2 separate regions of the Homo sapiens genome follow, and region 2 is linked to region 1. A link is an interaction called in ENCODE POLR2A ChIA-PET data of the cell type or tissue named here. Cell type or tissue: Panc1. All regions are shown on one strand. Links, peaks and the distances in the headings refer to the core of each region. The heading gives the core; the rest is flanking DNA.

What was found. ChIA-PET counts read pairs that join two places held together with the same protein. Peaks named below come from ENCODE experiments on the same cell type or tissue, not always from the same donor. Only the 100,000 strongest peaks of a DNase experiment are listed, where the experiment ranks them.
Region 2: POLR2A ChIA-PET joins it to region 1 with 5 read pairs; 3 of 35 experiments call an interaction of 5 or more read pairs at or near these places.

Annotation. Positions count from the first base shown.
Region 1 is chr12:15,683,703-15,695,278 of GRCh38, forward strand. All of the region lies in intron 1 of EPS8 (EGFR pathway substrate 8, signaling adaptor), which reads right to left. Among named protein-coding and RNA genes, the nearest start is that of EPS8, 100 kb to the right of the region's middle. In Panc1, for the core only: no CTCF peak of the experiment used is centred there; a DNase peak (open chromatin) is centred at 4,789; H3K4me3 peaks cover 1,583 bases; H3K27ac peaks cover 4,470 bases.
Region 2 is chr12:15,598,593-15,610,168 of GRCh38, forward strand. No RefSeq gene overlaps it. Among named protein-coding and RNA genes, the nearest start is that of EPS8, 190 kb to the right of the region's middle. In Panc1, for the core only: no CTCF peak of the experiment used is centred there; no DNase peak of the experiment used is centred there.

The sequences.
Region 1 (11,576 bases), core at 1,727-9,726:
AGACAAATAATTAGTAAAACTTCCTCTTTACCAAATGGAATGGCCTTTTCTTTCTTCTAGATAACATTGCTGTACCCAATTTGTTTCTTTTCACTCCTGGATATTTGGTCCTCTCCGGGTTTGTGTCACTAAGCTATCCTGGATCCTGCCTTAGTTTTCTGAATTTTGTCTTTTCAAATATATTATATTACTATGTCCTCTCAATAACTGTGAGTTAGGCAGGACATACCCCAGCTTTATGGGCCAAGGGGGTGAAAGCATGAACAAATATTGATTATTAAGTTTCAGGTCCTGTGATGGATATTGGGACCACCAAAGTGAACCAAACAGACATGGTCCCAACTATAGGGCCAACAGTCTAGTGGGGGGAAACAGATAATGAATAAGTGTAAAATTTTAAGTTGTACTTATCATTACAAAGGGAACATTCATCATAACACGGATGCAAATAATAACAGAACTTAACTCTGATTGGAAGAGCACAGAAAGCCTACATAAAGAAATAATATTCAAGATCTGGTCACTTCGAGTTAATTCTGTCTCATTCTTCAGATCTCAGTTCAATCACAATGTCCTCAGGGGAAGATTTTACTGACCGTCCTGGATAGATAAAATCCCACTATCAGACACTCTCCATACTATAGACAATTTTTCAAAGCATTTATCACATTCATAACTTTTCCTTTACTTAAATTAATACCTGACTCTTCACTAAACTCTTAGCCCCCAAAAGGCTTGAATTTTTGTTTGATGACTTCTGCTTTTCAAATAAGAAGAAGGGTACCAGGCACAGAATAGGTGTTCATTAAATATTTATTCAAAGAAAGAAAGAAGGAAATCCATGTCCCACTCTTCAAAGAGTTTATTGTATTCTTAGGGAAACAAAGTTAATTCATGTAAAACAAATAGTAAGGAATTAAGTCCCAACATATGTAGCTCTATTTTAAATCTGCTAGAAGTTCGGAGAGGGAAAAGGCCATGAAGACTGTCATTACTTTCTGGAAGGGCTGGGACTTGACCTAGTTCTTAAAAAAATGGGTAAGAATGGCCCTCAAAACACTGGACTTTAATTTAAGCTTTCCTATCCACTGCTTAAAAGCACATTTATAAATTAAGAAGCAAAGAAAGATCGGCCTCTGCCCTATACATGCATGTACTTATAAAATTACATGTATATTACATTGCTGTGCTCCATTTTTGTTGTTTTCCTTCTTCAGTTTACACTTGGATACAATCAGTGGTGTGCTGGTAAACCAATTCTCAGGGTGGGACAAGGCAGAGGGCCTGATTTGTAGTGCTTATTGTTTTCCATGGTATAAATATTCCCACCATGGCCAATTTCAAGCAGTCAGTGGTTTAACAGCAGCTTACAAAATTCCTAAATTCTTCACGATTGGCTAAGGATCCAACTGCAGCACATCATTGCTACGTTCTATAATTTGGGCCAGAACAGAGGCCTGGAATAACATTATGGAACTAGAGATAGTCTGGAATTTTAACACTATTCCTGGCACTAACTGGGCTAGGAAAGTCAATTAAGCCTCTGGCCTCTGTCTCAATGTCCTCGTCAGTAAAATAGAGATAATTCTTCGTCTTCCGAGCTCACAGTGCTAGTGTAAAGATGAAATGAGATAGATGTGCAAGTTTCTTCCAAAACTGAAAAAAAAAGAAGTGTTCTTTCAAAGCAAGCTGGTTCATTCAGTATATAAATTAAACCCCCAGGGTTTGTGCTGATTTTGATCTGGTTTGCGTTTTAAAACCACAGCAGCTGGTTTTAATGAAAAGTGATAGCCACAGCATCTCATCTTTTCATGTTTAATTCTTCATGACAATCAAATAAATGCATGGTCTCTCTTTTGTTTTAAAATAGTGATCTGTTAGAATAAGAGAACATTAGAAAAGGGGATAGAAAATGGCAATTTGCTAAATTGAATTTTAAATATAGAAACTTTTTGTCATTTGGCAATCACAGTTTCACTTATCACGGCGGCTCATGTGGCAAATATGGAGGCTTTCAAATACCCAATTTGAGCGATTGCAGTGTATACCATGCGGAGGAAACAATTACAAATGTTTGTCTTTTTTTCCATTAGGCTTTTAAGACATACCCAGTTTATACCCATATACACAATTTAAAATAATGATCAACTCTAACTGAAAAATTAAGTGTTTTTATTTTTATAAACTGTTAAAGCAACCTAAAAACTAAAGAGACAAAGGTTTTTTTAATCGCTTTTAAGTTTAATGACTCACAAATGCAGTTAATCACACTAACTACATAATTCTGCTGAAAGTATACACTAAAGCCATCATAATAGCTACCACCTACAGTTGGCTCCTGAACAAGAGGAGGGTGAACTGCAGAGTCCACTTACAAGCAAATTTTCTTCCACCTCTGCCACCCAGAGACAGCAAAACCGACCCCTCCACTTCTTCTCCCTCAGCCTACTCAACATGAAGACAAGGATGAAGACCTTCATGATGATCCACTTCTATTTCATGAATAGTGAACATATTTTCTCCTTCTTAAGTATTTTCTCTAGCTTACTTTATTTTAGAATATATAATACATATACAAAATACGTTAATCAACTATTTATATGATCTTAGGTAGACAGTAGGCTATTAGTATATGTTTTAGAGGAGTCAAAGTTATACACAGATTTTTGACTGAGTGGGGGTCAGCACCCCAATCCCTGCATTTGCTCAAGGGTCAGCTATATTTGATTTTAAGTAACAGCATCAATTTCCTTATGAAAACACTTTTAGTAAGTCGTAGTTACTATAATTTTATCTTTATTTTCTACAGAAAATAAAATTCTTTGGCAATTAGAAGGATACAAATGATAAATTTAAGATCTAAGTTAAGCGAATGAAAAATGTAACACACTATAATTTTCAAAAAGAAAGGAAATGGAATATATAAAAAATGACTAAGAAGAAATAAACAAGGCTATAAGGTTAACTCAGCAAATTAAATTTGTATCAGAAGGTTTTAAGATCCTCAAATATAAGTTTTAGATTCCTTTTCTTTACTCTTGCTTGCATCTCATATCAATTTTCAAATTGGTAGATGAGTATGTAGTCATGACTCAATATTAGAAAACTACTTACCCAATCTTGCTGCCACATAATTAGTAACTCTCTGCATATTTAACTGTCCTTCAAATGACTTGTGTTCTCAGAAAATATCACAGATTTTTTTATCTACAGAAGTGTGTTTTTGTGTGTTTGGATATGATATTGAAACATCTATGTCTAGGTTTCAATTTAATTTAATTTATGTCTCCCAGTCTAAGTTACAACCAAGTGGGAGGGGGTATTATCATTACTTAGGATTTTCACTAAAAGATCAGTGAAACTTAATTTCCACCAATACTTTGTGACATTGTCTAACAATGATTTTGTTTCAAACATTAAAAAAAAAATCTTCTTTAAACCTCTTAAATCATCACACATTTTGTCTCCTGCAATGTCTTCTAGAGCAATCACGTTTTAATATCTCTTTCCAGTACCATTGGTAAAGACGGCACCATGTATTTTTCTATGCTATTTTTTCAAATATCAATTAACAAAGAATTTTTATGTGTGAATAAACTCAAAAAACTAATAAGGATATTAAGTTCTTGTAACAATAATGTGGTTAATGCCTGTGAAGGTATCACAATTTCTAGACCATATAGAAGAACAGTATTTTCTCAACACCAGTATCAATGTAAATGGAGTAGTTTTATGCCTTTAAGTCAACACAATAAAATCACTTAAAATAGTTAACTTAGTTCCTCTTTCTTTATGACAAAATTCTTAAGCTGTTTATAAATCAGAACATAATTTTGGGAAAAGTCTATGATCAAATCAGAATGTTGTTTGGTTAACAAGTGGCTGAAGAAAACTACTTATAACAAAATTTAATATGCAACTTTAGAAAGAACTACTTTAGCACTAATTATGTTTGCTATTGTGATGGTGTTCATAGGAAGGGCTAATAAAGAAAAGAGGCATAGACATATTCTAATACTACTATTATATTTCCCTCCAGTTCTTGTCTATTCCCTGAGTTGCTATGATGACATCATCAGCACACATGTACTACTGGATGCTATACTATACATGGAAATTACTAATATCTCAGTTCAAAATGTTTTGATATTTTACTGACTTGGGAAACTATGCTAATTTTAAAAAGAATCACTTCTATTTATTGAGTTTTAACTCTGCATCAGGTATCATGCTAAATGCATTCTATTGTCTTAATCTTGACATTAGTTTTTGAAGGAAGTACTATTCTTCATTCTCATTTTATAGATGAAGAAATTGAAACAAACAGACTGCCATTTGTGTGGTATTTTGAAGCTTAATAAAATCACATAGTACCATGAATGACTGAAAAGTAATGTCTTATTTGCATCTAAGGTAAAATCATAGGCAGAAGTGAACACAAAGGAGAAAGGGAAAGAAAACATTTAATGAGCCCCCAGTTCATAAGACATTTTACAAATATCACCTCACTTTATCCTTAAAACAACATTATCAGCTAGTTATTGGCTCTATTTTATGGGTGAGATGACAGCCTCAAGGCGGTTAAGTCATTTGCCTAAGTGGTAATGATACGGAAGGGAAGGGAGTGGTCCCTTTAAATAATACAGAAGTGGGGAAAGGAAGTGCTGGGTAGAGGAAGGCGGGGTCACTGGTTAGGGCTCCACCCCCATGGACCTAGATGAGGACAGGCATTTTTGTTTTCCTGCCCAAATGTTGCATTTCCCAAGACCAGCCTGGCTTGCCACGCCCCCATTTTGTGCCTATAAACACCCTGAGAACCTAGCAGGCAGGCACATAAGCAGCTGGACATTGAGAGGGGCACATCGGCAGAGGAACACACCAACAGGCACTAGCATGCTGCAGGCCACTAACCAGCAGAATGACGCGGAATTTGGAGTTTAGCAGGGGCAGCCGGACTCCAGGGGAAAACCATTCTCCCTTGTGGCTCCCCCATCTGCTGAGAGCTACCTCCACTCAATAAAACCCTGCACTCATTCTCTAAGCCCACGTGTGATCCGATTCTTCCCATACGCCAAGGCAATAACCCCAGGATACAGAAAACCCCCTGTCCTTGCAATAAGGTAGAGGATCTAATTGAGCTGGTTAACACAAGCTGTCTATAGACAGCAAAACTAAAAGAGCACCCTGTAACACTCGCCCACGGGGGCTTCATCTGTAAACATTCACTCCTAGACACTGCTGTGGGATTGGAACCTCACAGCCTGCCAGTCTGCATGCTCCCCTAGAGGTCTGAGCAGCGGGGCACTGAAGAAACAAGCCACACCGACATTGCATGCCCTGCGAGGGGGACAAAGGAACTTTTCTTGTTTCAGTAACAGAAGAAGCTAAAATTAGAAGCAGAACTCAAACTCTGATCTGACTGACTTATATCCCTTTTTTTTTTTCAGTAAGTTACACCATTGTGTGATAGTTTGACCACTGTGTGCTTGCCAAAAGTTTTCAGTTTTATTTGCTCGGATGTGCAATTATATTCTTTATTCTAATCAACTCTTCTTAAAATAAGGTATTAAAAATGCTAGTTTTTGGAAAGGAAGAGTATTTACTGAGAAAACTAGGATTAAATATATTTTTAATGCTAAATATCCTTTTTCCATAACAGCACCACATGCTAAATTAGTACAGCTCAACATACTTTACAAAAGCAAACAGAAAAAGACCTACCAGGGCCTGACATAAACCAGCTGGGTGGGAAGATGGAAAAACATACTCTAAAAACATCTTTTTTAAAAGTTTTGTTTTGTTTTTAATTGACAAATAATAATTGTATATATTTATAGTGTACAATGTAGTGCTTTGATACATGTATAACTATGAAATGATTAAATCAGGCTAATTAGCATATCCAACACCTCAAATATTTATCATTTCTTTGTGGTAAGAACATTTAAAACCCTCTCTGTTAGCTATTTTGAAATACGCAAAACATTAGTATTAACTATAGTCACTGTGCTGTGCAATTGGTCACCAGAACTTATTTCTCCTAACTGAAACTGTGTACCCATTGTTAAGTGAAATAAGCCAGGCACAGAGATTTCACTTATACGCAGACTCTAAAAAAGTTGGATTCACGGAAGTAGAAAGTAGGATGGTAGTTAGCAGAGGCTGGGAGTTGGGGAAGGAGGTGGACCAGGAGAAGAGAAACATTGGTAATATCATCTTTAATGAGACTGAAACGCCTGAATTCAAATTTCATTCTGGTGTATTAAATGGCATCTAAAAATAGTAAATCATAAAACATTACAGGTACAGCAAGAAGAGCTGTAACCCAAGGATGAGATATAATATTTTAATATTTAACCACCCTGTCACCACATGATTACCTTCCTCTGCATCACCTAGAGCAAAGGACATTAAGCAGCAAACAAAATACTGCAGGTGACTCACTGCATTTCCGTATAGCTCCTTAAGAGGATCAATCTTTTCTAAAGTGTACAATATATCTTTATAAATGCTTACAACATACGAAGTGGAAAATGGTATCTTTAGGCAACTGCTGTACTGATTCATCCCACTTCTCTAAATCATAAATACATCTCCCGAATATTACTACAAGTAAAAACTTAATTGTTAAACCACATGGGACTCTTTAAAAAGCATAAGAATTCTATTTTTTTAAAGGTTAACTAAATCTTTCTAGTGTATTATAATGCACATACTTACACTACCCCCAAACTACTTCTCATATATTTTATTGATAGTCACTATTTCTTATCTCAACTTCCTCTCTTCCTGCCTGCCATAATATTCTAACATTGATTGTTTTGATAAGGGAACACAGAGGTATTATATCTTATCAAGGATTATCCATTGTTTCAATTTGTCTGCTCTATTTTAGTAATACATGGTTTTACAGATCCAATGGCCAGCAGAATGATTATATGGGGGAATGTAATTGCTTTCTAACAGAATACGTTGTATACTTTTCTAGGTATCAGACTGTATCAAGAGCAAAATGTATAACTTTATGTCTATGAAAAGTTCACGACTAAGCAGGTAAGTTAAAACCCTCAATTCTTAACTGTTCCTTCTTCCTATTATCCTATGCCTCTTAACATTTTGCCCACAAAGATAAAAATGCACTCTTTTCAAAATAGTATTTTTCATTTATCTTCAAGAATAGAGGCAGTCCTAATAGGCTGCTAGAAAGTGATGCAATAAAGAAGAGTCAAGACCAAACAAAAAAGTCAGTTCCACTAACTGTCTACACTTGGCTGAATATAAAAAAAACAAGCCAGATTGTCAGTAGGTAATCCTACTAAGAAAACAAATCTCTAGCACCTCATCCAACTCACAGAAAAGCTAGGACAAACTTTCCTTGAAGCTTCACTGCTTATAAAGAAATTTTAGGGGAAAGAAAAAGCATCTTTAAGAAAAGACCACATTATAGGCAATAGAAGACAGCAAAGTGTGAAGTTCAAGGGCAACTAGATTAGGGGTGGATCTAGAGGATAAAATCTCCCTGAAAGAATGACTAGACCAAAAAAGGCAAGAGAGGCTGGGCACAGTGATTTACTATGCCTGTAATCCCAACACTTTGGGAAGTCAAGGTGGGGGTATTGCTTGAGGCCAGGAATTCAAGACCAGCCTGGTCAACATAGTAAGGTCCCATTTCTACCAATAAAAAAAAATTAACAAAAAAGAAAGATAATGACTTTTAGAAATATATAGTATAATGGGGCAGAGAGACATCAAAAGGATCATTTATAGTACAATGTGGCAAGTAGAAAGACAGTATGCAAGGCCTGCGCCTAGGGCTGGAAGCGGGAGACATTCGGTTCATAACTGCCTTCCTTCACAGGCTGTGATGCAGGAGCTGAGTAAGCCAGAAGGCAAAAGAGAAGAGCAAAGGCAGGAGATGGCTTTGGACACTTAGGAAACTGTCAGCAGTTTGGCAGGAAGTTATGAGGGATGAGGTTGGAGATGAAGTGAGAATCATATCACAGAGGACGAATTACAGATACACCACATTTTTGTGAGACTAAAATTCAGTGTTTACTTATTGAATCTATGTAAATGCTATTCACAGTATACTAAGAATACCCTTCCATTTTTATATATTTGTCTTCTGTTTGTTAATAATTATCTTTCCCCCCAACTCTTAGTGATCCTATGTCCCCCTCGTTAATTTTATTACTTTACACCACCAGAAGTGGAGCCCTCCTTTCAATACATTGAAGCACCACCCATTCTATCATTACTCTAACATTTCTGTCTTTCTGCAGGCTTCTTTCCCAGATATATGACTGCTCCACTCTGAACTGATTACTCTCTAAGGCTCCGAAGAGCTTTCATCACGGGATCCACATTCCTCACCACCTTGTGTATCCCCTTCACGTTCCCCCTGTCTTGGAGCCTTACTTCCTGGATCCTGGACCTCCCTCTTTCCATGCTTTTACTTTTTTATTTTGGTAGGGCACATACTTCAGGGACTTCCTAAGAAAGAGCATTAGAAATGTACATTTTTGAAACTGTATATGATGAAAAATGTGTTTATTTTACCTTTACACATGATGGACCGTTTGTCTTGGTTTCAAATTGTAGATTGAAAGAGGTTTGGTTTTTTTTTTTTTTTTTTTTTTTTGCCCCATAATTTTGAAGCCCTTGTGGTTCTGTCTTCAATGACCCCTGCTGAATGTTAGGGGCCACTCTGACTCCCAATTTTTTGTATAGAGCCTGTCTGTTTTCTTCTGTCTGGAGTCTAGGATCTTCATTTTTACCCCTGATGTTCTGAAATGTTATGGTGCTATACATTAGTATGGGTGTTTTTTGAAAAATTCAGCATATTGGAAACACAATAGGCCTTTTCAAACTTGAAAATCATTTTCCTAAAGTCCGGGAAATTTTCTTTTGCTATTTCTTTGATAGTTTCCTTGCTATATATACTTTTCCTTTTTCTAAAAAATTCAGTTGCTCAGAGTAGGACCTCCTGGTCTAAGTCTCTACTTTTGTATTTTCTCTTTTGTTTTTCATTTTGTAATTTTTTTTTCTACTTTCTGGGTAGCTTCCTCTTCTTTATATTCAAAAAACATTTTGAGTTTCTTATTTCTTCTATCAGTTCCATTTTTCAGGAGTACATTTTTAGAACCTAAAGCTTCCTTTTCTTTTAGTGTCTATACTTATTTTCTGATTACAGTATATTCTCTGATCTTTCTGAGAATATCCATGATAATATTTTTAAGTTTTCTTCTCCCTTCATTGTCTCTTTATGACAATTTCCTTGTTTTCGCTAGGTTTGTTTTGGCTTCTGAATTGCTTTAAATATCAGGTGATTACTGGTTATTACTCATATTGAAGATGAAGCCCTAAAAAGGTGGCAAGAAAGTCAGTGTCCATGGGTGGGGCTTGTGAACAAGTGGGCTTCACTGCACAGAAGTCCTGCTGGCAGACCCCAGCCATCAGTGTCTATCGGTCTTTTGCATAGATCAGTCAGGTTCTCCAAGGAAGTATCTTCCCATTCCATGTTTAGAGAATGTAAAGCTGACTGCCAAAACTTTGGCAATAAGTGGAAGAAGTCAGCCAGGGTTGTCTTACTGTTTACTAAGCATTTCATTTCATCTTTCACCCTCTGTCTGTACCTTGGTATCCCCAACCGAGTTCTCTAGTTCACATTCTCCACAGAATAAACTACTGGTTTTACTGGAGTGTGAGGAGGCATCTGGGATCCAAGTTCACTTTAAACACATGACTAATAAATCCTACTATTCTTAGCCTCACTCTCACTGTTGAGTCAGTTGGAGGTTCTGAAATGAAAATAAGGTTGCTTCTCAATGTCTCTCAATAGTAGCTTAGGTTTCAGCATGTAAGGACTTCTAGGTTAATCACAATTATCCACAGGCTTTATAGAGTCCCTTTGTCTCACTGGCTTTCTGCATTTAAAAATCCCTTTACTGTTATTTTATTTGGAGGAAGTGAAATAAATGCATATACCACCATGGAATACTATGCAGCCATAAAAAGGAATGAAAACATGTCCTTTGCAGGGACGTGGATGAAGCTGGAAGCCATCATCCTCAGGAAACTAACACAGGAACAGAAAACCAAACACTGCATATTCTCACTCATAACTGAGAGCTGAACAATGAGAACACATGGACACAGGGAGGGGAAAAAATACACACCAAGGCCTGTCAGATGGAGGTGGGGCAAGAGGAGGGAGAGCATCAGGACAAATAGCTAATGCATGCGGGTCTTAACACCTAGGTGATGGGTTGACAGGGGCAGCAAACCACAATGGAACACGTATACCTATGTAACAAACCTGCACATTGAGCACATGTATCCCAGAACTTCAAGTAAAATTTTTCAAAAAATGAAACAAATGTATATGCTTAGTCTGCCATTTTTCTGTAGCATATTTTCATTGTCTAAACATTAAGAAATATTTGTCAATGAAAAACCCAGATGAAAAATTCAAGTCACCTCTAATGTGAACTTGAGAGGTTCAGGTGGACTATGAAATATGAGTACAAGTTTATACTAAAAACAAAGGTACCATAACAACCAGAGTGAAAGTAACACAAAAAAAAATGAAGGAAATTTACATTTGATAAAGTCAGCTGGTATTTTGGTAGTATATGTTTAACTACCTATTGTTATTATAACAACAAATTCTGTTTTCAAATCCCAGAGAAAAAACAATACGCTAAAGCATGGACGTGAGGCAATAACCCCAGTTAAATCAGACATTACTGTTCACGAAAAGCTCTTGCTTTAATTGCTTTTCTAGAAATTAAATCATAACAGAGTTAGGTGCCTAAATAAAACCTGGAATTCATCCTTAGGTAAATAACCACTACTTTATCCATTCTTTATTAATTTTTTCCCAAAGAGAAGCCCATTTAAATTGATACAGCTGGGAACAAATTATTCGTGGACTACTCCAAAACAAAAGCAGAGATATTTGTACATTAGTTTTAAAATTCAAGTTGCCTATAAAAGTAGTATGAAACTCTCTTCTTGAGAGTTTACCTGCTTACATAGTCATTAAAAAATAAAGGAAGAAAAGTTAATTCCAATGGAAAAAATAATTGAGCCTATTATATTTCATATTTAAAAGTCAGTAAATATAAGCTTTGACTGTGAATAGCATTACCTTTGAAAATTGTGAAATTATAATAGAAGTTCTCAAAACCAGCAGTAAATTTTTTCATAACCATGAAATCACCCACGAATGAGGTAAATTTAGACATATTTCACTATTTCATTATTGTAAAAATAATGCTCATTAAGTATTTTATTATGTCAGCCACTGTGCAAGCACTTTACATGCATTATCTTACTTCTTATTAAGAGGTAAAAAGAACTTCTTATTCTCATTTTAATGAGAATCTGAGACTTTAAATTAGAGTTATAAGTAAAGGTAATTTGGCCATGACATCAGCAACAAGTTGTGCTTTTAACCACTATTATATACTTTCCTTTTACTAATGATAAATCCAGTATTTTGAAGTTGGCTGGGGAAATGTCAACATGGATTAATTAAAAACTAAAATAACTTTTAAACATGATTATTCAAA
Region 2 (11,576 bases), core at 1,464-9,463, 85 kb before region 1:
CTGTATGGCACACAAAAAGATCTAAAAACTTGAGCGTTACAAAACATTTCATTTTGAGTGCTATTTTTTTTTTCTTTTTTTTTTTGAGACAGATCCTCTCTCTGTTGCCCAGGCTGGGGTGTATTGATGCAATGGCGTGACCTTGGCTCACTGCAACCTCCACCTCCCAGGTTTAAGCGATTCTCCTGCCTCAGCCTCCTGAGTAGCTGGGATTACAGGTGCGTGCCACCACGCCCAGCGAATTTTTTGTATTTTTAGTAGAAACAGGGTTTCACCATGTTGGCCTGGCTGGTCTCAAACTCCTGACCTCAGGTGACCCCCCCACCTCAGCCTCCCAAAGTGCTGGAATTACAGGTGTGAGCCACCACACCAGGCCTTGAGGGCTATTGAGATCAAATTCCTTGGCTGCAAAAGATAATTTATGAAGTTAATTGAGAAACTACCATTAGGATCTAATTAATAAATGTAATAGTTGACAGCAGTATATCCATTACTTCATATGATGATTTCGTTTAACTTGAAAAAAGTGATGGATGACAGCATTTTTTGGAAAAGCATTTTAATTCGGGGTCTACAATTTCCCACTGTAAAGACAACATTGCCTCCAAAATGTAAAACTAGAAAAGTTACTACTTTTTTTTAATGTCAGATTTTATAATGTCTCTCCTTTCCTAAAAGCTGTTCCTACTCCCAAAAAGGTGACACAGCTCTCAAATGAGGCTGTGGTGTCAACAGGCAAAGCAGGATCAGATGCTTTGGATTTGAATTTTCTGCAGGCTACTTGATAGCTGCTTGCTAGAGGATTGGCCCTTAGCCAAGGAGTTAAAGTTACTGAGTCCAACCTCTAAGAGCCAAAATTCTCCCTGCTTTCTAGCAAGGAGGCCTTCCTTTACACCTCAGGAAATGTCTGATGTAATGTGCTTCAAATAGCTGGCTCGCTTCCTAGCTCACAGATCTCTAGTCTGGTACTTGGCACAGCGATGAAGTCTGAGAGTCATGCCCATCGCTGATTATAACATTCACTTTGGCCAAAGGGGTTATAAAGCAACAAAATATAACATGCAAAACCTGCAGACTTCCACCCCTGACTTTTAATAGCCTCATTTGGAACCATTTGAAGGAAATTTCAGCTGTGACATCTCTGACCCCTGGCCTTCCAGAACAGTAAGATTTTTTGCTTTTAGTTTTATCTGGTGATTATCACAAGGCCTTTTCCTGGTGGGTCACTGGATTAAAGATGAAGTATAAGGTTTAACTCTGGGAGTTGCATTACAGGAGGGTCATGAACAGACTGAAGGCTGTCCAGACATTGTCACTAGAACCACCGGAAATGTGGAGAAATAACAGGTTATGATAACAAAACCTGGGAAAACTGGGGCTATTAAATCTGGAGTAAAGGAAGTCATTTATTGAATCACTCAGTCAACAAATGTGTGTTTATCTAATCATATTGTAGGAATCACTCAATCAATCCATCTAAGGTTTCTTGACCACTTGCAATATGCTAGGCCCTATGGTAAGCACAAATATGAAGGCTTTTAAAAATAGGCTATATAATCAGTTTTAATACTGTTGTTGGAATGTTCAAGAAAGCCTTAGCCAAGTCTTTTTCAACATTTTTATTTATATCTTCCAAAACTTCGTCAACATATCTTCTGGACATACTCACCAGCCATCATATTTAATGATGTTCAATATTTTCCTCAATGGCTTATATAACAGAAACAACAAATGTTCATTGTTTTTTTACTCATAAACCACTAGAAAGCCTGACATGATCGCTCTTGCTTGATGAGAGTCACCAAACTAGTCCTGCCCTCCTGCTCATAACAAGAGTCTCCTCCACCGTGTTCCTGGTGGATGGCTAATTCTTTTCTACAGAACACTTTTAGAGGGAGGAATTGCTTCTAAGGTAGCAAAGCATTTTTTCTTTTGTTTACACATCCAAGGACCTTACTAATATTAAGAATGTATGAGTCTGTGCCCCTCATGGGCATAGGCTTGAAGCCCAAATCTACTTCCCCATCTTGGAAAAAAAAAAAAAAGATCAGGTTCTGTGGCTGCTTTGAATACCGGACTGGCTTCTCACTTGGCAGCAAAGGAGATGGCACCTGACTCAGGGAGCAATGGGGGTTTCTTTCTAATGTGCTAATCCCTTTATGTTCATATCCTCAACTTCAAAACATCATTAGGAAGTGAGAATACTCATTTCCCAGGTGACGAAGTTGAGAGACAATAAGGTGAAGAGGCAGCGTAGTTAAATTACAACTACAGGGTTAGAAAGTGGCAGAAGCAGGATTCCCGGCCAGCTCTGCCCAGCCCTAAACCTTTTCCCCCACAACTTCATGCTGTTTCTCGTTCATACTTAGCATGGATAAAGTGCAGTAGGATGGAATTAATAGATTCATCTCCAGGTAATGTGTTTAATATAGAGGGCAGACATTCAATTTGAGAAATGGTAAATCTCTAACCTTCTAAGAAAATCATTTATTTATTGAACCTTTCATGCCAGGCACCGTAGAAGGGGCTATGGCTATGAAGATGGATGCAACAAGATTCTTGCTTCTAGTTTACATTCTAATAGGGGAAATCAGAAGTAAAAATAAGGGCAACAAAGTGTAACAGACACCGTGATAGAAACACAAAAAGTATCCAATATAGGTCCAAGGGAAGGATAGGTGATCTTTTTTTTCTAGAAGGGTCAGGAAACACTATACTACTATATTAAAGTACTAATAACTATAGGGCCACATTAAGCAATACTAAAGAGGAACATTCATTGCTCATTCAGCAAACATGAAACACCCAGTATGCATCAGTCACTGGGGCCCATATGGATGACTAATCCTCCCACCCTGCCTTCTGAACCTATTCTTCTTGGCACCTTCCAAGGGGACCATTTCTCTTAAGATGTCCACAAACAGCTCCAGCTCATGTATCACTCAGCAGAATCTAGTGGATTTACTCTTACTGCAAACCTAACAGAGCATACTGGGACTACTTTTCAAGACCCTTTGCAGAGTTCTGGGCAATGGAATGTGTGCTTCCTGGCCTCTGGACCATGAAAATTACCCAGGAGCAACCTTCCATTCCACCCTCCCCCACCCCTCTTCTTTCTTGTCTCTCTCTCTCTGTGTGTGTGTGACTGTGAATGTGTGTATGTCTCTTTCTCTCTCTCCCTCTCCTCTACCCCAACACAGATGGTGGTGCCACAGATAGGAGGACTCTGGGTCCCTGAATCACCACTTGGGGCAGGGATATCTGGTAGCATTGGCCCATTATGTGATCAAGAAATAGATTTCTATTGCATTGTCACTGAAACTTGGTCATTGTCAGTTACAGCAATCAACCTGCCCTTAACTAATATGGCAGCACAAGGATAACCTTTACAACAATGTTCCATCTAAGTTACAATAGGAAGTTTTCAGAGCAATGGTGTGTGACTGCCCAGTAAAATTCCCAGAAGACAGTTAAAGATGAAGCAGTGCAGAGCAAAGTAAACCCACAATGCAAAACAAGGGTTCAGGAAAGGCCACAAAAGCAATAATGGTTCCTTTAATAAATAAACTTTTTAACAGAAATATATGAATTCTTCTTTATAAGTTGTTTTCCTCCAGGTTAGATCTCTCCTGATCTTTTGGTTGTCATTGCTTTTCACACCCCATCATAAGACCATGACTCAGGACACCCACTAGAACTTCTTACCCTTACACTAGGCCATTGCCTCTGAATCAGACTCCTGGATTCCTATTAACAATATACCCCAAAGTGGTTTCACATCAACAAAAGCTCACACATACAGGAGCCCATGAGGCTTGGTGTTTGGAGTGATGCTGGGCAACCCAATCCTTTACATTTTGTGCGTGTCCTGGTGCGTTCCAGGGCCATGGTCACAGTTCAAAGCCAGCTGACACGAAATATTTTTGTTCAGTTCTAAGAGCACCAAAAAGTTCAAAGGGCAGTTTAAACTAGAAAAAGTTAACTGTAACCACTACATCCTTTATAAATATAAAACAGGATGGTCTTAGAAAGGTTCCTTCATGTCCAAAACCAAATTAGATCATATTGCCCCTTAACCAATGAACTTGGGAAGTGACACAGGACAGGGTCCAGCAGGACAGCAGAGCAGAGGGGCTTAGAATAAGGGACTGTGGTTGAAGAGAGGCTTGAGCTAAGTCTCTGCTCCTGACTACATATAACTCAGTCATCTAATCTATGAAATGACATCCTGATGGTAGCTTTCACATAGGGAGTCTTAGTCAGGGCTGCTGTAACAAAGCACCATAAACTAGGTGGCTTTAAATATTTCTTACGGTTCTGGAGGCAGTAAGTCCAAGATCAAGATGCCAGCATGGTCGGTTCTGGTGAGAGCCCTCTTCTGGGTAGCAGACAGCTGCCTTCTTGTATGCTTACATGGCAGAAACAAGGCAAGAGAGCTCTCTGGGGTTCCTTTTATCTGGGCACTGATCCTATTCATGAAGGTTCCACCTTTATGATATAATTACTTCCCAAAGGCCCCACCTTCTAATATCATTACATTAGGGATTAGGATTTCAACATATGAATTTTGGGGGCAAATTCAGTCCATTGCATAGGGCATCAGAAGATAACATGTGTAAGGATCTGAAAACAATACCAGGAATAGTTTAGTACATTACATACCACCCTGTTACAAGCCAATCTCCCACAGTCTCTAAGGGCCATCCTGATAGTCTTCAATAGACTTGGTAAGAGCATCTGAAGCTGGTATCTGACCTAGACTGACTGGGTTTTTCCAGGGTGACACCTGAACCCCCTCCCCTGGCAGCTACCCTCACAGTCACAGACCTTGGAATATAAAAGAGGTATAGTCTGTGACCCAATGTGGATGACCTTGTGTCATAGGCATTTGATGCAAAAGCAGAAGCTAGTGTTCCAGATAAGAGTCCTGGATTTCCCAGGCCTGGATTTCCAATTCTTTACTAGCAAATGTATTACCAATGTGTGTGTTTTATGTCCAGTGTATGTAATCTATGCTAGCGGGTTTCCCAGAAAAGCAATGTCAGCACCTAATTTACATTCCATGAAGATGTCTGCAGCTGTACAGATAATCTGCACAAATTCCTTGCACTAAAACTATATCTAGAGAGCTGACTGCTTCTAAGACAAGACAGCCAATTTGTACAAACCTTAATATGTACATACGCCTGGGTCAAGTTAAGAAGAGATGCTTGGCGTGAACAGACACCGCTTGTGAGCACCACTTAATCCCTCTGTGAACTGGTTTCCTTGTTTGTTAATGGCAATAATAAGAGCCTCCTCCACAGGGCTGCACTGAGGATTAAATGTAAAGCCCTTGGCATGGTGCCTGGTGGTCTGAGGGTACAGAATGGCATAATTGAGAAAGTATAGTCTTCAGAGTCACAGAACTCTGTGCTCTTATGCTGACTAGCAGTGTGGCCTTGAGAAGTCACCTACTATTTCTCAGCCTAAGTGTTCCCACAATAAAAAAATAATATCTACGTTTTCAAGTTGTGGTAAAACTTATAACTGGTTGTGTAAAGCACCGGCCAAAAACCTGGCAGAGTCAGCATAGCATAAATGCAGTATGATTCTTCAAATTTCCAAATCTCTCCCTCTCTTAGTGCATTTAGGCCACCAAACCCACCTACTCCTTTCAGTACCAAGACATCTACAGAGTGAGTGTGCCCCTTTGATTTCTCAGTCCCACATGGGCGCCCTTAGCATGAGCATGCCCCCTACACAAGGTCAGCTCCCAGAGCAGCAGTAACAACCCAACCCATGAAGTGCTGCCACACTTGGAGTCAGCAGCTCCCGTAAGAGGCAGAGGTTTGGCCAGGCGCAGTGGCTCACTCCTGTAATCCCAGCACTTTGGGAGGCCAAGGCCAGCAGATTACCTGAGGTCAGGAGTTCAACACCAGACTAGCCTGGCCAGTATGGTGAAAATGCGTCTCTACTAAAAATATATATAAAAAAATTAGCTGGGCGTGGTGGTGCATGCCTGCAGTCCCAACTACTCGGGAGGGTGAGGCAGGAGAATCGGTTGAACCCAGGAGGCAGAGGTTGAAGTGAGCCGAGATCACGCCACTGCACTCCAGCCTGGGCGACAGAGCAAAACTCCGTCAAAAAAAAAAAAAGAGGCAGAAGTTTTGTTTGCACATACATGTCACATATTGGGGTGGAAAACTCAGTTGGAAAAAATAATAAAAGAATTTGGAAGCATCCAGGCAATTTCAGATATCTGTTTTAATTTGCGTTCTGTAAATCCACTGCGCTGTCACCAAGGTATAACAATAGTCATTTTCTCATTCTTTTTTTTTCCATTTGCTGCAATGCAAATGAAACAAATTACCCAGACTTCCAAATTCCATCCTATAATAAGATTGGTTTTGGAGATGAGGCAATAGACTAACTTCCCTGTGCTGTTTTCCTAATAAAAAGTGCGCCCTTACTTATATACTGCAAGATACGAGGTTGCTACAGGCTATTAACACCATGACCTGCTTACCTTGCAAAGAGCTGTATTTTGTGTGTGTGTATGAGACAGAGTCTCGCTCTGTCGCCCAGGCTGGAGTGCAGTGGTGTGATCTCAGAAGAGCTATATTTTATGAGCTAGCAACAGCTCATGGCACCTGTCTTAGCCTCTTTTAGCCTATGTTCCAATAGCTCTGCTGCTAGGTTCCTTCACTAGTGAAAGACAAATCAATCCTTTTCCCACATACCTCCTAAGAGCTGGAGAGGACACTGTCGTTGTGTTTACTGAATAAACCACACCACAGATTAACTTGAAGCAAATGTATATCTACTCCTAGTTTGGGCCTGGCTATTACGAGCAGGGTTGAGACTAAGATCCAGTAATTTTTGCCCTGATTTCTTGGTATTTTATGTAATGTCGATTCCAAAGCATAAATGTGGACCTATGAGAGAACGTCCAAAGCTAATTTTTCTATCTAAACAAAATAGCGCTTTGAGGAGGTGGTCAGTCATCTGAAATTCCCCACAGATGCAAATGACCTTTGCAACTGAGAATTATATCTCCTGGTTCAACTGCTGCCTGGAACAACCACTGTCCAGTCTACCTTCATGTCCACCCGCAAGGGCCTTCATGGGACCTGGAGTTCCAAGGTCCAGAGATTTCCAAATAAAGCTCCCGGACTCCTCTCTGCATCTTCAGTGCTGATTTTACCTGTGTTATATGGAGGCATACTATATAAAATTTCATTTTTTAAAAAAGTGCTTTTTCTGCTTAAATTGTTGTATACACTGACCTATATAATACATGAGAGAAAAAAAGTTTGCATGATATATAGAAGTCCAAGAAATTGAGTCCAAATTCAGTTGTCCACTTTGTAATCTTTTACAAGCTACCTAACTTATCTGGGTTTCAATTTCCTCTCTTATAAAGTGGGATATATGTGAAAGTGCTCAGCACACATGAATTCAGTTCCTGTTTCCCTTTCCTTAGAATAGATGGGAGGGCAGAAGGCCTTGTCATATGGTACCAGTTCAGAGTAAGAAACAATGAAACAGGACAAACTGTGAAAGATCTAGAGATTTCAATTTCTGGCCAGTTTGTGTGTGCGTGTGCGTGTGCGTGTGTGTGTGTGTGTGTATGCATGTGTGCTTTATTCCATTTTTCCATGGGCTGAAAGGGCCTTCATTTCATTTTTGGAGGAAACAGGAATGATTGAACATGGGGAAATTATATTCTACTCCATATGCAGAGCTTTCCCACCCGAGGCAGCCCAGAAATGGAGCAGGAATTGGGCCAACTGCCTGGGACTACAGTCAGGAAGGAAAGAGCCGTGAGAGCCGCCTGGACCAGGACCATCTGGGCCCCTCAGCAGTCCTGGCTCATCGCACACCTCCTTCCAGCACCAAGCTCAAGGTGATGTGCCCAAAGCTCTTTCGAAGGCATTTCAACTGTTAAGATAACCAGTTCATACAGAAATCCACATCCGGGACCTTAGTTCTCTCAGAGCACGTAATAGCCACATCTTCCTCCAATTCACCTTCACGTTTAATTGTGTAGTTCTTAGTAATGCTATCTTATCAGAATTATACTAACTTTTCATTTTTTAACCTTTCTTTCACAAACGTGATGAGATAAATCTGAACATTTGGGTATTAGAAGATAGTTCTGCCAAGTGCGCCCCCCACTCAAAATAAAAACAAAAACAAAAAACAACTGAGCATTTCCCGAAAAACTGCTCTCAGAACACTGGCTTCTTTTCCTGTCCTCAACTGAGGATAGAAAGGAACAAAGAGGCAAGTAAAGGGGCTGTGAGATGATGTGGGAGTAGGTCTTAAAAATGGAGGAGAAAAGAAGGGATTGGGGAACAAAGATGATGGAGAGAGAATGCGTGGGGAAAAAGAAACACGTCATACAAACTGAAATTCCCATATAGAACCCAGAACTGCTGAGAATGCACCCTTTCTCTGGAAGTCACTTGCAGCAACCATGGCTTTATAAGTATTTTATGTTTTATTTTAGTTTTTTTAATAAGTATGCAAGAGAAAGGTGGTATTACAGAAGATAAAATGCCTTCCTTGCCCAATCCATTCCTAAGGGCCCTTTGTACAACCCTCTGAACATCTTTCATGCTAGTTACTAAGTTAAGGCCATGCCCTTTGGGAAAAACTAAGTGTCACAGCGTAAAATTACAGTGTCTGGGAAGTCAGCACTGCTAGTTTTAGGATGTAATCTTGTCCTAAGAAATCAGTAAAACTAGATTCCGGGATAAATAAGGCAAACTGCAACGGTTCTTTAGATTGTGTGCGTTCCTTGAAGGCAGAGACCCTGTCCAGGTTTTCCCTTGAATATCCAATTCTAAAAGAAAACATGTGCTAAATGTTTATTAAATGAACATTGTCTCCTACTTAGAAACAACCAGTCTTCATATAAACTCCTTTATGGGCTCTCTACAATTTTCTAATGTTGTTCCACCTTCCTTATGCAAGCATTGAGAAGAAAGTGAGAAGACTCAGACCTGGTGAGATCTCCACCCAAGCCCTAGTGCAGCCTCTATAAAGTTAATTTTAGAAAACAAGTGAATCCCATATTTCCTATAAATTTTCTTAGAGAAAAGTGTGAAGAGTTTTAAGTGATTAGAGTACCTCTCACATTAGCTTCCCATGACCCAGTGCCTATTAAGGAGAGGGAAAGAGATAAAATCTATTGGTCCCCTTTTACAAGCAGTACGAGACTATCATATCTGGGATAAGGAAAACTTGTCGGCTCTCCGCCTGGGGACAATTCTGCAACCTCAGAGCAGCAAGCTATAATTCAAGCAGAACAAGATAGTCCCACTGAACTGAAGAGGCAAAGACCAGAATTCAGTTCACCTGAAGTGCCTGAAATTTCTAAAAAGGGGCACAAGGGTGGACGGATTTGTGCAGAGTGGCCACAGAAATCTGTAAGTAGATCCACCCCCCATCCTTGGCATAGGCAACATCACCCGAGGCCTACCAAACAGTGATTGCTACAAGGCTGAGAGTGGACTAGAGCTACCAGGGTAGCTGTGCAAGGGACATTGGCAGTCCAGCTCAGCAAAAGTGAGATTTGTTCGGCACCTTTTAACAACCTGGGATGTAAATTCAGCTAAGATTAAAAATATCCCGGGTATTCATCCAAAATGCAAAAAGGAACTTAGAACTAAGGAGCCTAGAGTAAAAGCTGCTCTTCTCAGGTACAAACAAAGCCTAGAACCATGCCCTGACAAGATTTGCAAAGGAGAGTTTTTAGATCGAGTCCCATTAAGTTAGAGGCTCTCGCAAAAAACATTTTGCTTTCTATAATTCATTCTAACAGAGCATAAAACCAAGCCTATACAATTCTAAAGTGATCAGCTGGTATTGAACTCCCTGCTAGAACAAAAATAAACATTCCTCAAGGAAAGATAACATATTCTAGAATATCTGAAACATACCATCTGCAATGTTAAATATATAATAAAAAATTAGGACACACACGAAGAAACAGGACAATAGGACCAATGTTAGTGGGGAAAGCAATAAGCAGAAACTGAGCATGAGAAGGATCAAATGTTAAGCTTAGCAGATGAAGATTGCAAAGTAGCCTTTGTGCATTGTGGAAATAAAAGAAAGTGTGTTCAAAGAATTAAGGGAAAATATATTATTTTATGAGTAAACAAATAGTCTCAGCAGAGAAATGGAAGCTGTATAAACCAACTAAATGTAAATTCTAGAACTTACACAATACTTGAAATGAAAAATTTTCTTGATTGGCTTAATAGAAAAGAGAAGATCACAGATTTAAAAAAAGAGCTAGTGAATCTGAATATTGAGAGAAATTTTAGCATCTAAATAACAGGGAACATATATATTTTAAAAATTAACAGAGATTCAGGCATCTTGGGGGATGATATAAAATGGCCTAATATGTATGTATGTAATAGGAGGCTTAGGAGAGAAAAAGAGAAAAGAGGAGAAAAAATATCAGAGGAAAATGCCTTCTAATGATGAGAAAACATTGATTCATACATCCAGAAACTCAATGAACCCTGAATAGGCAAACCACCAAGAAAACCACATTAACTTTATAATCAAGCTGTTGAAAATGAAAGATACCAAAAAGAACCTTGAAAAAAGCCAAAGGGAAAAGCATGAATGATGGCTGCCATGTCATCAGGAACGATGAAAGCCAAAAATCAATGAAATGGCATTTTTAAAGTGCTAGAGTTAAAAATGGTAACCTAGAATTTTGTATACAGTGAAAATATGCTTTAAAAAGCAAGGTGAAACTGCTCCCACTTTTGGCCAAGGTGGAGTCAGATGGACTAGATTTACCCTCCACTCTGAAACAATTGAAAAAAACAAAATATATGAAAGGGCGGTTTTCAAGATATTGAACACTAGGCAATGAATGCCAGTCATCACAGAAAGATAAATGCATGAGGAAATCCTACAATTGTTCCAGCTTTCTGCCTAAAGATTGTTTCTGGCTGGGTGCAGTGGCTCACGCCTGTAATCCTAACACTTTGGGAGGTCAAGGCAGGAGGATCGCTTGAAGCCAGGTGTTTAAGACTAGTGAGACCCTGACTCTAAAAAAAAAAAAGAAAAAATACACACAAAACAAAAAGATTGTTTCTAAGCTATAGTGCAGGGAGACCATGAGGACTCCAGATCCCTTCAGTTGAGAAGACAAGTTGATAGTGTGAGAAGGACAAGGGAACTAAAGTTCACAGGACAGAGTGGCGGAGAGGAGAGAACTATACAAAGAGAGAGCTCCACAGATCTTCACAGGGTCCCCATAGATTCTTCAAGTTAGTATTGATAAGGGCATACATAGGAGAAAACCGCCCAAGGCTGAGAAAAGAACCACCTGAAAGAATTGGAAGGAACAATTTCCAGAGCTGACACAGGATCAGAAATAGTTCTCATTCCCACCAGCCAAAGTGAAAGACATTATAATTCGTGGAACAATAGGTGGAATATTCAGAAGGGATTTGCTTAATGGTGGGATAAAATTAGCCCTTGTATAAATACTGCTTTGGTTTAACCTGACAAAGCTTAAAAGCAAGATCAGAAAGGATCAAACTATTTCCAAGTAACTT